Linked DNA regions of Mus musculus: region 2 is linked to region 1. Evidence: chromatin loops called from intact Hi-C (ENCODE). Cell type or tissue: heart. All regions are shown on one strand.

What was found. Hi-C counts contacts between places; a loop is a spot of excess contacts. Peaks named below come from ENCODE experiments on the same cell type or tissue, not always from the same donor. Only the 100,000 strongest peaks of a DNase experiment are listed, where the experiment ranks them.
Region 2: a loop joins it to region 1, with 9 times the contacts of the local background. A loop is called at or near these places in 2 of 42 quality-filtered maps.

The regions. Positions count from the first base shown.
Region 1 is chr9:61,211,118-61,219,117 of GRCm38, forward strand. It overlaps Gm34105 (a long non-coding RNA gene), which reads left to right. Exons shown (of 4, transcript XR_379511.1): 3 at 447-588; 4 at 1,648-1,798. Among named protein-coding and RNA genes, the nearest start is that of Gm34105, 8.4 kb to the left of the region's middle. In heart, no CTCF peak of the experiment used is centred here; a DNase peak (open chromatin) is centred at 4,044; H3K27ac peaks cover 202 bases; H3K27me3 peaks cover 7,351 bases.
Region 2 is chr9:61,065,155-61,073,154 of GRCm38, forward strand. No RefSeq gene overlaps it. Among named protein-coding and RNA genes, the nearest start is that of Gm46116, 12 kb to the left of the region's middle. In heart, no CTCF peak of the experiment used is centred here; a DNase peak (open chromatin) is centred at 4,607; H3K27ac peaks cover 469 bases; H3K27me3 peaks cover 1,128 bases.

The DNA.
Region 1 (8,000 bases):
TTCTGCACAGGCATCCCACTGGGTAGGTTTTTTGTCAGTTCTTACAGGTGCATTGTATGCTTCTACAGGGAAGTGTGTATGAGGGTGCATGTGCCAACACATGCACTTGTGCATGCATGCATGTGTGTGTTTTCTACTTATAAATCCTTAATATTCAAAGAGTTATGCATTTTTATTTTATGCATATGCATTTTCCCTGTGTGTGTGTGTCTGTGCACTGGCAAGTGCCTGGAGCCCACAGAGCAAGAAGAAGGCATACGATCCCCTGAATCTGGATGGAGTTAAGGATGTTTTTAAGCTGTCATGAGGGTGCTGAGAACTGAACCTGTGACCTCCAAAAGAACAGCAAGCATCTTTAACTGCTGAGCCATCTCTCCAGCCCCTCCCAGTACCTTTAAACACCACTGCAGTTTATGATTCTCTCTCTTGTGTTTTTATCTTGACAGTGCATTCTGCCTAAGAGGTCCCTCCTTGAATTCCATGGCTACCTGGGCGTCTGCTGGGCTTGTGCACAGTATCTACCTGGCCTTTTCCCTGTGGGTGGCTATTTAGGTCGTTTCATCCTTGAAGTTACAGAGAGTCCCCACAGTGAGTACACGAGGCAAAGCTTCCAGGGAGGAGCGCTTTTTGCCATTTTAAGGGATGTTCCATTTGGAATCTGTACTGATTCACACTTCCATGAGGGATCTGGAAGTCTGCTCAGTTCTTTTCACACCACCACTCTCAGTATGTGTTTAAATCTTTCACAGTCTGCTTGGTGAAAGATGCTATTTCAATGTGGCTTAATTTACTTGTAGGTTACTGCATCAAGCTTGGGTGTGTTTATGCCTCTGTTACCAACCGGAGATAAAGCTACTGGGGCTTTTGCAGGTTGCATGTCTTGTAGCTTGATAATGTAATTGCAGGGGTGAGGAGGGAAATGAAAGCCAAGGCTAATGCGCATGTTGGTGCCTCCTTAGTTCTGAGGACACTGGGTACACCTCACAGATGCTAAGTAATCGTTCTTCTCCTTTTATCTTTTGCTTTCTTTGGTGTGGGTATGGGGTCTAACTGTGTCACCCAGACTGCCTGGAACATAATTATTGCATTCTGACCTTGAATTCCAGCAGTCTGGATGCCTCCTGAGTGCTAGGATTACAGCCCAACTCAAGAAGTACTTTAAAAAAATCGTTACAGGGAAGGGAGGCATCCATGTGCCACAGTGAGCATATGGAGGTCTGAGGATATCCTCAGAAATCAGTCTTTGTCGCGTATCTGGTTGGATGCAGGGTCTCATGCTGTTTTCTGCCGTGTACCCCTGTGAACCCTGGCTTGTGAGTTTCCATGGATTATCCTGCCTCTGCCTTCCATTTCATGTAGAAGAGCTCGATGCAGATGTGTGTGCTATTCTCTCACATCTACATGGGTATTGAGGATCTGAACTCAGGGCCTCAGACTCAACCACAAATTGGGTTACCTGCCACGCTCCCCAGCCCAAGGAGTGGTTCTTATGTGGGTAGATAGTTGGATGCATGGATACATGGATGGTTGGGTTGATGGATAGTTAGATGGATGGATGGATCAATCACGCTACTGCTCCCATCTGTGTATCAATTTGTAGACCACAGAATACTTTTCCCTATTTCATCAACTCCTTCCTCCCCACAGTCTAAAAGGAGAGGGCACTAAGGAGCTGATGGCTGTGCACTCATTGCAAATGTTTGTCAAGAGATCGTGCCTCCCATGGAGATTCTGACAAGAGCCTACAGTCCTATTTCATTCTATGAAGCCTGGTACTCATGACTACCCATAACTACCAGGTAATTGGGCCAAAGGATCAGCACAAAGGATCTCGGTTATAGGCTTACCAGCAAACCAAGATCTGTGAGGAATGGCTGGAAAAGATGGACCAAGCCCATCAGAACTGAGTACTGGACCTCTGAGAGTGCATATGGGGCTCTCAGAGAGAAGAGGGAAAGGGTAGAATTCTAACAACCTCATGGCTGTCATGAGGAAGCCATGAGCCGAGCATCAGGAATAGGGAGGCTTGAATGAGCAAGGAAATCTGGATAGTAGAAAAAGACACCCCAAGAGACATGCAAGCCATCTTGGAGAAGTTGTTTGAGTTATTTGGTCTTCCAGTAGAGCCTCACAATTCCTGAAATGGATTTAAGATTATATCCTTGGATTTCTACAGGATCCTTGAACCTCCTTCTCTACCTAGGTTGCCTGAATTGGGTCTCTGTTTCTTGGCATCAAATGATCACTAGCTGGGGGCTAGTGAAATCAATTGCTCAGTGTTTAAGAGCAGAGACTAGCCTTGCAGAGGATCTAAGTGCAGGTTCTAGCACCCTTGTCAAGCTACTCCCAACTGCCTATAACTGCAACTCCAGGGACATGTGATACCTCCAACCATGTTGGGCACATATACTAACAGGCCTATATGTCCCCCCCACACACAAAATTAAAAACTATAAAAATGAATCTATCTTTTAAAAAGACCTCCAACGGAATCCCATCTTACAGACTGGCTCTCTAAGCTCAGAAGCTTGGAGAGATTGGAGTAGGGTCCCTCTCCCTCTCCTGTCTCTTGGTTTAAGAACTAGCACGACAGAAATGTCATCAACACTTGTTGGTCACAATTGTCGGTTGTTTGATTGAATGATTGATGTCCCAGAAGCTTAATGAAAACAACAGCTCTTGTAACAGGGTGTGGTTTCCAAGATGGTGGTGACAGGAACTTCTACCTCGTGCGTTTTTTCTGCCAGGTGATCTTGCCGCTTCCCACCAAGGAACGGAATCTAACTTGTCTCCCCTTGAATGGGAGCTAGCCTCCGTCACTAGTTTATAACCAATAGAAATGACCCTGCCTGGTGTCCATGGTCCCAGGGAACTTCAGGAGCCCAACCTTAGACTCTTGAACCCTAGATTTGTGGAATTCTCTCTTTTGTCCTCCCTCCCTCAGATCCCAGTCCCTATGCTGCTAGAAACTCACATGCATGGAGATGCATTTCGGATACACTAATCAACTGGTCAGTTGTACATAGACTTTGAGATATCGCAACCTAACCACCAAACAGATCAAGAAGCCTCTGGGTGGCTCCAGCTACCAACAGTTTAATCTCTACCTTATCTTGCACCAAGTATGGAAATCTTTAAGGCTGGGGCTCCAGGCATAGTGTGTGATAAAGACAAAACATTGCCATTGGCTCTATCAAAATTCCTGATCCCACGGATTTATGGCTGTAGTCATCCAGTTTCGTTTACATCGCTGCATTGTTTTAGGGTGATTGGTTATTATGATGTTTTGGTTGTCAACCTGACTGCATTTAGAATCAACTAAAAGTTCAAGTGGCTGAGCGCTCCTGGGAGAGGTTTTCTTAATCGGATTATTTAAAGCAGGAAGATTCATCCCTAAATCTTGGTCTCACTTTCTGCTGGCAGCCCACATAAAAGAACATGGAAGAAAGAAACTTTGTTTGCCTGCTTGCCCTCACTCTAGCTGGCAAGACCATCTGTCCTGTTGCTGCTCCGAGGTATTCCTTCACTGATGTCAGAATTCCAGAGTAGACTGAAGACCAAAAGGTCTCCAGGAATCCACCAGAAAGCCAGTGCCAGCTTAGGACTGCTGAGGCAGCCAGCCTCATGGACTGAACAGCTACTATATTCTTGGCCTTTCCATCATGAAACACCTATTATTGGACTACTCAGACCTCGGCCTACAATCTACTCTAATAAACCACACATGCATTCATTCTGTTTCTCTAGAGATCCCTGACTAATACAGTTACACAACAACAGATAGATAGCTCAAGTAATATCCGAAATGGACATCTTTGCTCTGGAACCTCGGCTTCCCCACCCACCGTGCAGGGTTACTTACAGCCTGCTTCTAAATCCGACAGACATTCCTCCAACCGAAGCTGGTAAACAAAGCCAGAGCTTTCCTGGCACCAAGGCCATCCATAAAAAGAAGGCCCTTGATTTACACCCAAGGGAGCTGTGTTCCTTAAAAACTGTAGAAAGAAACTTCCTGATACATGAAGAACTACATCTGGGTTTTGGGTTAAACACACACACACACACACACACACACACACACACACACACACACACACACGGCTTCCTGTGTAGACAATGCAGGCTCAGTTTTCTGGAAAATAGTTCTGCAGTTAGGAGCAGTCCAGTGGAGAAAGTCCAGGCTCTGGGGAGGACTCTGAGCACAGAGCGTCCTGGAGGAGAAAGTCAGGCTGGGGACCACCATGCATGCCAGCCCCCCCCCCCCCCCCCCCGCTTTCAGGCTTTCCACGGGCAGAACTGGAGACCAGCAGGGAGTCCTCTGTGCCACCTGCAAGCAAGCTGCATGCTCCTGCCTTACGTGCTGTTTGGAAGCTGTAAAGGTCTCACCAAACACACACAGCTGTTAGCCCTGAATCTGAACTCTGATGAATAGACTTGGGAAGAGATGGTCAGGTGACATCCTGAGGAAGCAGGTATCCCCTGCATCCTGCCCAGCTGAGGTAGTGACCCACACAGAGCTCCTTAGCCATCACGCCCCTTGAGAGCTTGCACATACAGAGTGTCGAGCCTCTCCTCACAGACAGTCTCATTATTCCTCAATGGTTCGTGTGAACCACAGCACAGAAGATCTGAAGGAGACCCAGGAACCCAGGGGCTGGCTGCCTTTATTTCTTGGTCAGGAGCCTTTGTGCTGGTCTCCTGGTCATTCTCTTCGCAGTTACAGAACACTTCTGGGTTGTAGGTAAGTAACACGCAATGGGATCAGTAGAGCCAACAGGCCTTGTGCTGCACCCATGTTTTGTGGTTTTGTGCTAGGTTTCATGTCTCAAGGGGCTGGGCCCCTCCACTCGATGTGCCTCTCGGCACAGGGTAACTCAAATGGAGCCTTGACAGGGGCCTCGTTTTCCCCAAGGCTCCAGAAATCTGTGTGACACTAGAAAGAGAAGTTACTGGCAGCTGCCTTTTAATGGTGATATTCCTGAGATCATTCAACACAGAGCAAGTGTTAACTGTGAACTGAACTACTATCCGCCCCACTGCTACTGCCTCTGACTCACTCACATGATGCTCAATAGCAGACAGTCGTGACTTGGGTACCAAAGGACCATGCAGACCAGCATCAAGCCTCCGCTGTACCCACTGCCCTTTCCCAGGCTCAGCAACACCCCAAGCCTTACCCCCACATCGGAAGGCCATGACCTTCTCTTTCAGGTGTGCCCCACAACCCACAGGAAAGAAGAAGCCCTCAGGGCTGAGGTGTGATTAAATTCACCGCAGTGAGAAAGTGATACCGTGAGCTGATTCATACCAGTAAATATGTGATTTACATTTAATTCCAAGTAACCTTTCTGGGCTCACCGAGGTGTGAAGGAATCTGATGGGACCAGCTCTGTGGAGGAGGAGGCGGCCATTCATATTCATTAAGACCTCCACATTAGCCAGCTGAAGGGTGACAGCCCTGCCCGCCCTCCTCCTCCCGCCTGCCAGGGTCACAGCTCTGGGCAAGCCAACAGTCCCCATGCCTGACTGGCACTTGGAAAGGAGTGCAGGGTAGCAGTGAGGGCTGGAAGCCCAGAAAGCAAGGGAATAAAGGTACCCGCCATCCCAGGAACAGCATGCCGCAGACAGCAACTACTCCATATAGCTGTCTTCACAGATCATGGGTGATGAAGGACAGGAGTGTGGACTGGAGTGGTGGCAACTCTCAGAGGCCCTTCCATCTCCTTTGTGTATATTTATACAGCGATGGGAAGCTATCTCTGGTCCCTATAGCCTGGGATGCATATGGAATGGCCAGGGAAGTTAGACTGAGGTCTCAGGGCAGGGCAGGATGATATTCTGGGCCTCTTAAGTTATTGGCTCATTACGAGCCAGCAGGTGCCCATGACCCACTGACCTGGAGACATCAAAGAAGTGGGCTAAGGTAGAAAGCATCGAGTTTCTCCTGTGCATGGTGCCCCAGCTTCATTTCTGCTGATGTGATAAGATACCCTGGAAAAGATAAACACAGGGTTTCCAATCCAGGGTACCGTCCTTTACTGTGGGGGCAATCACAGTGGTAGGAGCATGGGGCAGCTGCTCAGATCATATCCACAGTCAAGAACGGAGAAATAATGAATGTATACATGCTTAGTACCGTGCCTTCTCTACTTATATAGTCCCAGGCCCAGACCTAGGGACTCTACCCATCTTCAGCATGAGTCTTCCCACATTAGTTAAGGCAGTCAAGACAATCTCCCAAAGACATACTCAGGGCAGCCTTATCTGCCCTCATTGAGACTCTCTTCCCATCAGACACCTGCAGCCAGGATACCTACAGCCCCTCATGATGGGGCTATCTCTGTTGCTAAGCAGCGGTGTCAGAGCTGACGGAGGCTGCATGCTGTCCAGGAGCCTGGATCTGTAGAATGAGAATGTTCCTATACAATCCATATTCCAGCCTCAGGAAGGCAGATGGGAAGCACTGCACCTCTCAGATCTGTGTATAGATGAGGCTCTGTGGCCACCCCGGTCATGCGGTGGGCAGTGTCATGGCCTTGACTGAACCACATCTGACTGACTCCAGAACCTTCCCCCAACCATCCTACTCTCAGAGTCTCCTTCATTCATTTGGCCAGTCATTGGTTCATTCAAAGCAAGTCCACAGAGAGTAGAAGCTACTTCACCTGTAGATTACCCCAAATAAAAGATTTGGCTCTAAGGGGAAGTGAGACAGGGCAGGAGCTGGATGCCTTACAAGGCCAAGAAGAGGGTGTTGCAGGAAGATGGGAGCTAGTATAAATGTTGGTGGCCAGAAGCCAGGAAGGAGGCAGAGGACAGCTGATAAGGGTCCGACAGACTGAGTGAGGTCCCTGCCGAGATGTGGGTCCCATGGGGGCAGGGAAGCTGTAGGGGGAAGGTAAGAAGGATAGAGAGAGGGAATCTGATGATTGGGTGGTAAGGCCATGAGGGCTCTGGAGAGGGGCTAAATGTGGGTAGGGGGTCCAAGCTCATGTAGGAGGTCCAGGTAAGCCTCCACTGTCCACCATTTTCCTCTTCCCTTTCTCAGGCAAACTCCTTTCTAGCCTCATACTATATACCAGTGTCAGCTTGTGGTTCAGGTCCTCACCATGCTGGCAAGACTGGCAGGGATGGAGAGAGGAGCAAAGGAGCCCAAGAGAAGACCGAAATGTGTGAGGAAGCCATTGCAACCGACACGAAGCCATGGAGTGAGGATGGATTCCCTGGGCAAGACCCAGGGACCAACAAGCATGCTGCAAGTTCCTGTGCACGCATCTGTGCAAGGAAGGGTGCGGGTGAGGCTCAGACATCCAAGGTGGAGGCAGTTGCCTCTACAGAGAGCAGTTAACTAGAGATTGAGTACTTAATTAGACACAGTAATCGGGGCAGACTGGCTTTTAATCTGCTCTCATGTGCTATCCGGTCAGACTTGCACCAGCCATCACTACATCGATAGGTCTTTGGCCTACAATATCCTCTTCCTTTGTCCTGCCTCTCTTCCTCCTTGTTCTGAATGCGATCTCCTTCCTTCTTCAGATGCCACCAAGGTATCCAGAGAGATGAAACAAATAGCCACGTGGAGAGGGTAGGGCCCAAGTTTGATTCAGTGTTCTCCTACCGAGGTGGGCTTCTCAGTCTCCTGAATGAATGCCTTGTACCCGAGTCCCATCAGCTCCAGAAAGAACTGCTGCGATCCACACAACGCACTCCAATTTATTTCTGTCTCTGCCTTTCACAACATATGCTAGAGAGAGGGGGCCGGGGCTTACGGAGGATGGCAAAGACGGGGTGGGGGTGGGGGGGGACTCATTTCATTTTCATGAACATTCTGCTCTCTTGGAGAGACACGAAACAGAGGTGGCCAGGCCCACTGTGAGGTATATTTACTGCCCTAAGACACTTGGGAAAGGGTCAGTGAGATGGCTCCGGAGGCTAAATCACTTGCTGCCAAGCCCAGAGCCCTGAGTTCAATCCGCAGAACTCACACGGTAGAAGGAAGA
Region 2 (8,000 bases), 150 kb before region 1:
GGAGCTGCTCCACGTTTCTCAACCCTCTAGGCCTTTAGTGAGTTGTTAGCCTCTCAGAGTTCTAGGGGCTTCCTGTTCCTCTCGCTCTGGAGAAGTCCTGAGGGTAGGGTCAGGCACAGGACTAGACAGGAGGAAGGCCAAAGGAAGGCTTGCTTGTTTTAATTTGCTGGTGTGGAATGGTCCAGAAAGCAAGTTCTTTTTCTTGGTGGTGCTGGAACTACCTTGAGGGACAGAGACTTCAGAAATGTTTTCTGAGAGAAACAGCAAGTGGGTAAGAGGGAAAATATAGGGAAGGTACCAAGGACAGAGAGGCAAGGCCCTCAGGACCATTGTGGAGTACTATGAGCCTTGAGGATCTCGAGTCTATGGTGGCTATGGCCCCAAGCGAAGGTTGGCCTGGTGTCTGGATACCAAACAGCCTCTGACCTGAGAGACAGTCATGCCAGACTGCCTGCCCTCACCCACCTCAGGACCTCTCATACTTGGGAGTCCTTCTTAGGCCAGCTCAAAGTCTCCTAAACAAAACCCAACATCCCTAAGATACTCTGCCAGGGAAGGCCACTCTGGGGTCCATGGGCTGCAAAGGGCCTAGAATTTCTATGAAAAGAGACCAACAGAGAATCCTAAAATTACTCAAAATGTGAGGATTATTTACCTATTTAGATAACTTGATTGTGGGGTTCTTGAGTGTGAACTTTGTAGAGGACAAAGTCATTTTAATATGACAAATATGGGCACACATGTGAGACTCTGGTAAGCTGGGAACAGCAGAGCCCAGTCCACTCACAGCATGGACAGGAGAGGTAGAGTCATCATTTATGTGTGAAAACGGGCATGGGGAGGAAGTGGGTGGCTGATTCGTGCCTCTTGTCTCAGCTGGCCCAGGCTGTGGTAAGAGAACCCATTAGTGGGACAGCTTGAAGAGCAAACATTAGTTCCTCAGGGTTCTGGGTTTGGATGCTGGAGACTTGGGCTGTGCAGCCAGCAGTGCTGAGCTCCAGTGAGGGCCCTCTCCCGCCTTGCGCACAGGCAGAGGGGAGATGACACTCTTATAAGGCCACTGTTCTACCCTCATGGCCTTGCCCAATTGAATCATTCCCAAAACCTCTTCTAATAGCACAAACCTACAGCCCATACGGTGGACCTGTTGAAGGTGTGTTAACCAGTACAAACGATATCACGACTAAAGGACAAAGTGACCTTAGGGAGGACTGGATCCCTGGCTGACCTTCAATTGAGCAGCTGGGCAATTGTAACTGCTTTCTTGAGTTATCATAAAGAAGACATGGAGCAGATTATTATTATATATAACAGGCAGAATGTGTAGGAAAATATTCCCCTATCCCTCTTTTCCCCCCAGGCCCCTAAAGGTTGTGGCATGGGTGCAGGCAACCCGAGTCCCTGTTCTCTTTTGTCTTATATCTACTGAGACTGGCTTCCAGGAGCAGGGGCCCCTCTAACTCTGCCCACTCTGCTGCCTGGAAAGCAGCCACAGGGATATTGGCCTGACTCTGGCACTCTACCTAGGGATGCTGGTGGCACATGCTGAGTTTCTGTGTATCTCCTGCTTGTTTCTCAGCAGCTGCCTCGGGCAGGCATGAAGAGTGCTCCTAGACAGTTGGATGGGATCCAAGAAGTAGCCCCTTCCTCTGCAGGTGACAGACAAGCTTGTGTAGGTCATGGCCCAGGGGTCCCCCAGACTGGCCTACCAGATGGACATGTTAAGCCTTCTCAAATACTTAGTCACACTGCAACCTAGTCTGGACACCCAGATCAGAAGTACCCCAAATAAAGATTGGAGAAAAGGCTCACTGGATAGAGTGCCAGCTTATCAGGCAGGAGGCCTGGGCTCAACAGCCAGAACCACATAAAGTGATCATGGTGGGACACACTTGCAGTCCTGGGGGACAGGAGGAGGAGCAGTGCAAGGCCATCTTTGGATAATGAGGAGTTCATTGTCAGCCTGGAATACACGAGACTTGGTCTAATAAACAAACAAACAAACAAACAAACAAATAAAAATACCTAGAAGAATAAGGTAGCAGCAGTGTGGAGTTCAGAGGAGTGAGTGCCACTGAGACCATAAAGATTAGTGTTCATATGGGGAAACTGAGGCCTGGACCAAGAAAAGCCAGCAAGGGCTCTGGGGTCATATATGTGTATGGGTTCAGGGCCACAGAGCTTTGCCTTGTGAGTGATTTGTCTTGTGGTTGAGTCTGTCTGTCTTCTAAAGACCTCACCCTACCCAATGCCCAGATAGTCATGGCCCCGCTGCTTGTCACAGCTTCAGACCTATGGATCCAGGGACACTCCCAGGGCATGCTGCTCTGCCTGCTTCTTGCTCTCCTCCGTCCCTTACAAAGAACCAGATGGCCCCTGTAACCCTACCAGTACTGATGATCCACACTGGGCTGCACTGCCAGGTCGGTGAACTTTCTATTACAGTACTCTTTGATTCAATTATGCTTCTCCATTGTGCAAGATTCAGGGATCTGGGGAGGCCCGGGGTGATTTCACTTCACTACATCAGTAGTAAACAATCCCTGCCTGTTCCCTCTTCCACAGGCAGGGCCAACCTGGGCAAGCTTGCTGGAGACAAGCACTCAGCTGTCCTCTGTGCACAGGCCAGGGTTCCCCAGGGATGTCCATACACACACACACACACACACACACACACACACACACACACACACGCAGGCCTGGGTGAGAATAATCCTATTTGGGGCAGCCTCACTACGATGTTGCTCTTCTTCCAGGAGCCGACTGTCTAGGATGGAGTTTTTTTTTTGAGAACAGTAAAACACATCCTAGATACTGGGGAGGGAGTCAATGGGGAGTGAGTTGGGAGCAATGTAAGTTTAGCCTTGACAAGTTGAGTTCGAGATGGAAGAGATGCTTGCCCAAACTAGGGGCGTGCTAGCTGTTTTTTTGTTTGTTTGTTTGTTTGTTTGGTTTTTGTTTTTTGGTTTTTGTTTTTCAAGACAGGGTTTCTCTGTATAGCCCTGGCTGTCCTGGAACTCACTTTATAGACCAGGCTGGCCTCGAACTCAGAAATCTGCCTGCCTCTGCCTCCCGAGTGCTGGGATTAAAGGTGTGTGCCACCATGCCCGGCTGCTGGCTAATGTTTAATGACTAGCTTTGCCAAGGACAAGAGAAAACTGCCTGATCACAGTTGAACAGTTCCCATGGTACAACTGTTTAACCCCACTGATAGTTAAAGAATATGTAAGAGCATGAGCAAAGCACCTACCTAGACACAGTAGGCTCTTTATAGAAGACACAGTAGGCTCTTTATAGACACTTCTGCTTTACTCTCTTCAACACAAAAAACAGACAAAATCTATACACATGCACCCACAGCCCCCAGGATGCACATTCCATCCCAGGATGCCTTTCTTGGCTCCAGAGTCCTCCAGGTATTGGAGGTAGCTGATGACGCTGTCTCTCTGTGAGGTCTGCTCACATGTCTATCTCAGCTTCTGTTTTCTGATGCTCAGTCTTCCAACAAGAGCCCTAATGCTTAAGGGAACATCTTCATCTGTAATTATGACCCCGAGACACACCTTAGTAAGTCACTAGCCAATAGAACTTCCAAAATAAATCCCACATGTTTTCAGTTGGGGCCAGTGTGAGGAGGTGGGGGAGAAAGGTGAGAAGCAGCTGTGGTGTCCTGACACTGGGCACCCCGACACCCCAGCTCCTGCTTGTCCAGCCCCGTGCATCCCCATCTCCTTCGAGGCAGGGATAGATCTTTGTCTGAGATGATGGTGTAAAATGGAGTCACTCAGTCAGCGGATCTGCTGCCACATCCAGCTCTCCCTAGGCCTGCTATCCTCTAGTGTCACTGTCCCAGCATGGCCTTGGCTGAGTCCTCCCTGGACAGGTGCATGGCCACCCTCCCTAGGGCTTCTAGGTCCATCCCTCCCTCTTCCTTTCCCTGTTTTCAGCATGACGTCACTGGAAGTTTGTGTCCAGAAATGTGACGTTTCCCAGTGCTGCTCTTCCCATGCTGCTCTCCTGCTCAACGTCTTTCCCACAACCTACTTTCCCTCTTCCCCACCTGTGTGGTTTTCCAGAGGAAGGAAGCATTCTTTCCACGCCACGCTCACCAGCTCTGGACTGACAGATTGATTTACAGTGTCTAGAGCTGCCAGACCCAGAAACCATCAGGTCTGGCCCTGAGCCTCGGAGCTGCAGACACAATCTTTTTCAAGGTCTGAAGGACTTCTCTCACTGCACAGCCTGAGCCACTTCTGACCTAGCCTGAACTCCTCTTTCCATCCTGAGCTTTTTTTTTTCCTATTTTTTTTCCCCATTCTATTCCATATACCTTGGCTTCCTGGACTGGATCCTGAGCCTTATGTGCTCAACTCTGACCTTTGACCCTAATGAGAACATTCCCTGGTTTATCCCCTAGTATATAAGCTGTGCTCCTGGAGGCAAGAACAGCTCCTCCTATTGGGAAGATGCACGCGAATCATTGCTTTGGAGGGAGGACATGTTGGTGGGTGATGGGCACAACGCTTACACTGGAATAAAATGTTGTCCTTGAACTCTGGCAGCTATCCAGAGGTCAGCCAATCACATTTTACCCTTAATTGATCTATCAGATTAGCTTTAACGGCTTGGGGGAGGAAACGGAAATGCAGCAGGAAGCGATTACAATAGACTACTGCTCTTAGGGATTCCATTTGATCTTCAAACAGCCTGTCACAGAGCGAGGGGGTGGGTCCCCATTATCCAACTTAGGCAGTAGCTCAGCCAGCCTAGTCGAATCTCCTGATGTCACTAGGCAGCAGTGGAGAATTCTGGAAAACTGCACCAACATCCCAGGGCTCAGTTCTGGGCACTTGATCCCAGAACCCTGCAGAGCTTTGGCCAGCATGGCTCCCAGCACAGACTTCTGAGCCTTGTGTGAGCCCAGGGAAGCTTTGGGGGCTCTGGACATCCTCTCTCCCCACCCTTTCTCTTTGCCTTGGGCCTAGGGTGGCAGTGGAGAATCAGCTCAGTTTTCATCGGCGCTGGCGTCTCTCAGGGCAGCCCAGGAAAAAGACATTGATTTATGATCAAAAAGGAGGAGGATGCGGGGGAGATGCAGGGCAGCAGGGGTGGGTGGGCGCTAAGAGATAGTATCAGAAAGAATAAAAAAGATTCCCTATGCCTTAAAAAAAAGATGATGAGGAGGATCCTGCCCTCTGATGCCTCCGTAGGCGTGGGCTGGAAAATCTTTTCATGTAAAATTGAAATGGAATCACGAATGAGGAGAGGGCGTCTTGGGGCTTGGGTGTGCCTTCCAGGACTGAATTAAATTAAAAACATATCGATTTTCCCTGCCAACAAACAGGCCTGGCACTGGAGGAGGGGGGCGCAGCTCAGGGAGGCAGCTTGAATCCCTGTCCCAGTCCACTAGCATCCTTCCGAGTCCTGGCAATTTTATAATTGGCCCAGTGGGTTGTGATTTAAAAAAAAAAAAAAAAACACAGAAGAACCAATTAACAGCAGCTTCCTCTGACCTCCGGTTTGAGGTGGTAGGAGACAAGGTAATGACTTAAGACAGAAGGGAGGGAAAAAAAAAAACCCTGAAAATAAAAATAGAAAAATATCAAGAGCAAAGACCTAAATCTTTTTGGCTCCCTGATTAATAACCCTGTCAGGCCGATCACAAGCCCTAAACAGTGATGCTCGTTGCAGCTGAATTTTTTATACTTTCTATTAATCTTTAATGATAGCTTGGTCACCTAGTCTCTTTTATCTTGTCAGATAAATGTATGGTTAACAGGATAATGAGATTTCTAAAGTCCCATCCCCGCTCCCAGCCAGCTAGTGCATGCGGCGACCTCTGACCCCTGGCAGACAGAGGCACCAGGGTGCTCGTAATTGGGAGGTGTGCTGGGGGTGCAGGGGAAGCTGAAGGATGGTTTAAACTTTGATTTGAGGTCAGCGAGGTCACCAAGCTCTGGAAGACCAGCCGGGTTTTATTACCAGCTGCCTCTGATGGGGATATAATTAGATTTAGCTATTGCCTTATTAATAAGTAATCGCTTCCCCCACCGCTGTGGGTGGGCAAATGTATTCCTTGGATAATTTGAGGACACGAGGCTGGCTTTATTAAGAAGAATATATCATGCGTGTTTGGCCAGAAGCAGACACCCATCTGGATCTCTGGACTTTAGGGGAACTTTGTCATTTGTACTCATTTGTGATATTGGATAAATTGGCTGGAGCTTTTTAAATCTGGCCCTACCTCGGTGACTTCAAACAGCAGTTACAGGGGAATCCAGTTTTAGCCCGTTTTGACAATTCAAGAGCAAAAGATTTCTAAATAGTTCTAACCGTCCATCGATGTATCTGTGCATATGAGTGCCATTTATCTGTCTATTCATCTACCCATTCAGGAATGTGTGCATGTGCCCTTCTGTGCATCCATTCATGCATTTGTGCATGTATTGGATCAACCCGACCATCTATTCACGTTTGAATGCATCCATACATGTATTTGTTAGGAATCCTGTTGTCATTCTTTTGATTTTTGTCTTTTTTTTTTTTTTTTTTTTTTTTTTGAGACAGGGTCTCTGTGTGTTGCCCTGGTTGTCCTGGTACTTGATATGTAGACCAGGCTCCATTCCTTAATCCCCAATCATATAAAAACGTGCTAAAGGCTTGCTCAGCCCTAGATGAGGTAAGAAGTATTTATAGAGTAAAAGACCCAACTTCAGCCTTGAGGGACGTAAGCAGAGACATGACCGAAGATCCCTGAAGAGTGAGATGAGGGGGGGCTGTAAGGGCCATATTGATGAAGTGAATGCTGGCCATCACACAGGCAGTGCTGCCTGTCAGACCCGGCATTGCCTAACTATTCCTGCATGGTTGACCTGGGCATCCTCCCTGACTTTCTGAGAAGGGCTGGGGTCCAGAAAAGAGGTCACTGGAGCTTAGGAGCTTGTTCTTATTTAGGAAGTTGTATTTGCCCCACATGTCCAGAACAATCCTTGGGAGAGAGAGAGAGAGAGAGAGAGAGAGAGAGAGAGAGAGAGAGAATGGAGAGTGGATTAAAGAGACCCTCACTAGTCCTAGACTGAGGAGCTAGCTCAAAGCTGTTTGGCTGCCAACTATGAAATCCATGTCCTAGCCATTTGCTATTGCTGTTGTTCGTTAAATACCATTATTTAGCTTTTTTTTTTTTTTAAATCTGAAATTGGCTATGCTGGACACCTCTTTACCAAGCAGTACTTAGCTTCCACTATGTTAATATGAGCCTAGACGCTTCAATTCCATGTTGCAATTTCTCGATGGAGAAAGGAGTACTTAACTTATAAAAGCATGCTGGCCATATTCGCTTTGAATTATGTCTCATTGATGTCACACCATTATTTCATGTTTCATGAGAAAAAGCTAATTATGTCGTGCCATATTATTAGTTGTAAGATACATTGATTCCCAAAGTTTCAAATTGCAAAGAAACATGTTTCATGGTTGGTAAAAATATAGTCGTTTCAACCAGTTCTATTGTTTTAATTCCTGTTTCTCAAGAGTGTTTGAGGCGATAGCTGTAAGCTCGCACGGTGGCTCTTGGTCATGTGTCTTTCCAAGTCCACTGGCCTTACCATCTCTGGTGGATGAGTGGTGGTGTTGGGAAGGAGAAGAGAAGAGAGGGTCCAGGCCCAGTTCCCCATCCTTAAATGGGGAGGCCCTGCTGGTCTTCCTTGCTCAGGGATAGAGATCCTCGCTCCCCTCCCTCTCTCTCAGGACCACACCACTCTCTTATAGACTGATCCTCTTCCCTCCTCAAAGAGTAAGTGCCTTCTGTCGGCAGACCTTCAAAGTGAGTGCACTGGCCTAGGCTGGGGCCCCGCAGGTGGAGTGCCTGCCTAGCGTGCGTAAGGGCCAGGGTTCCAGCCCCAGCACCAGACTAAGTGGACAATGGTGTACGCTTACTCCACTGTGAACGGATACACCCATAATCTCTGTATTCAGGTGGTTGAGGTAGAAGGATCAGAAGC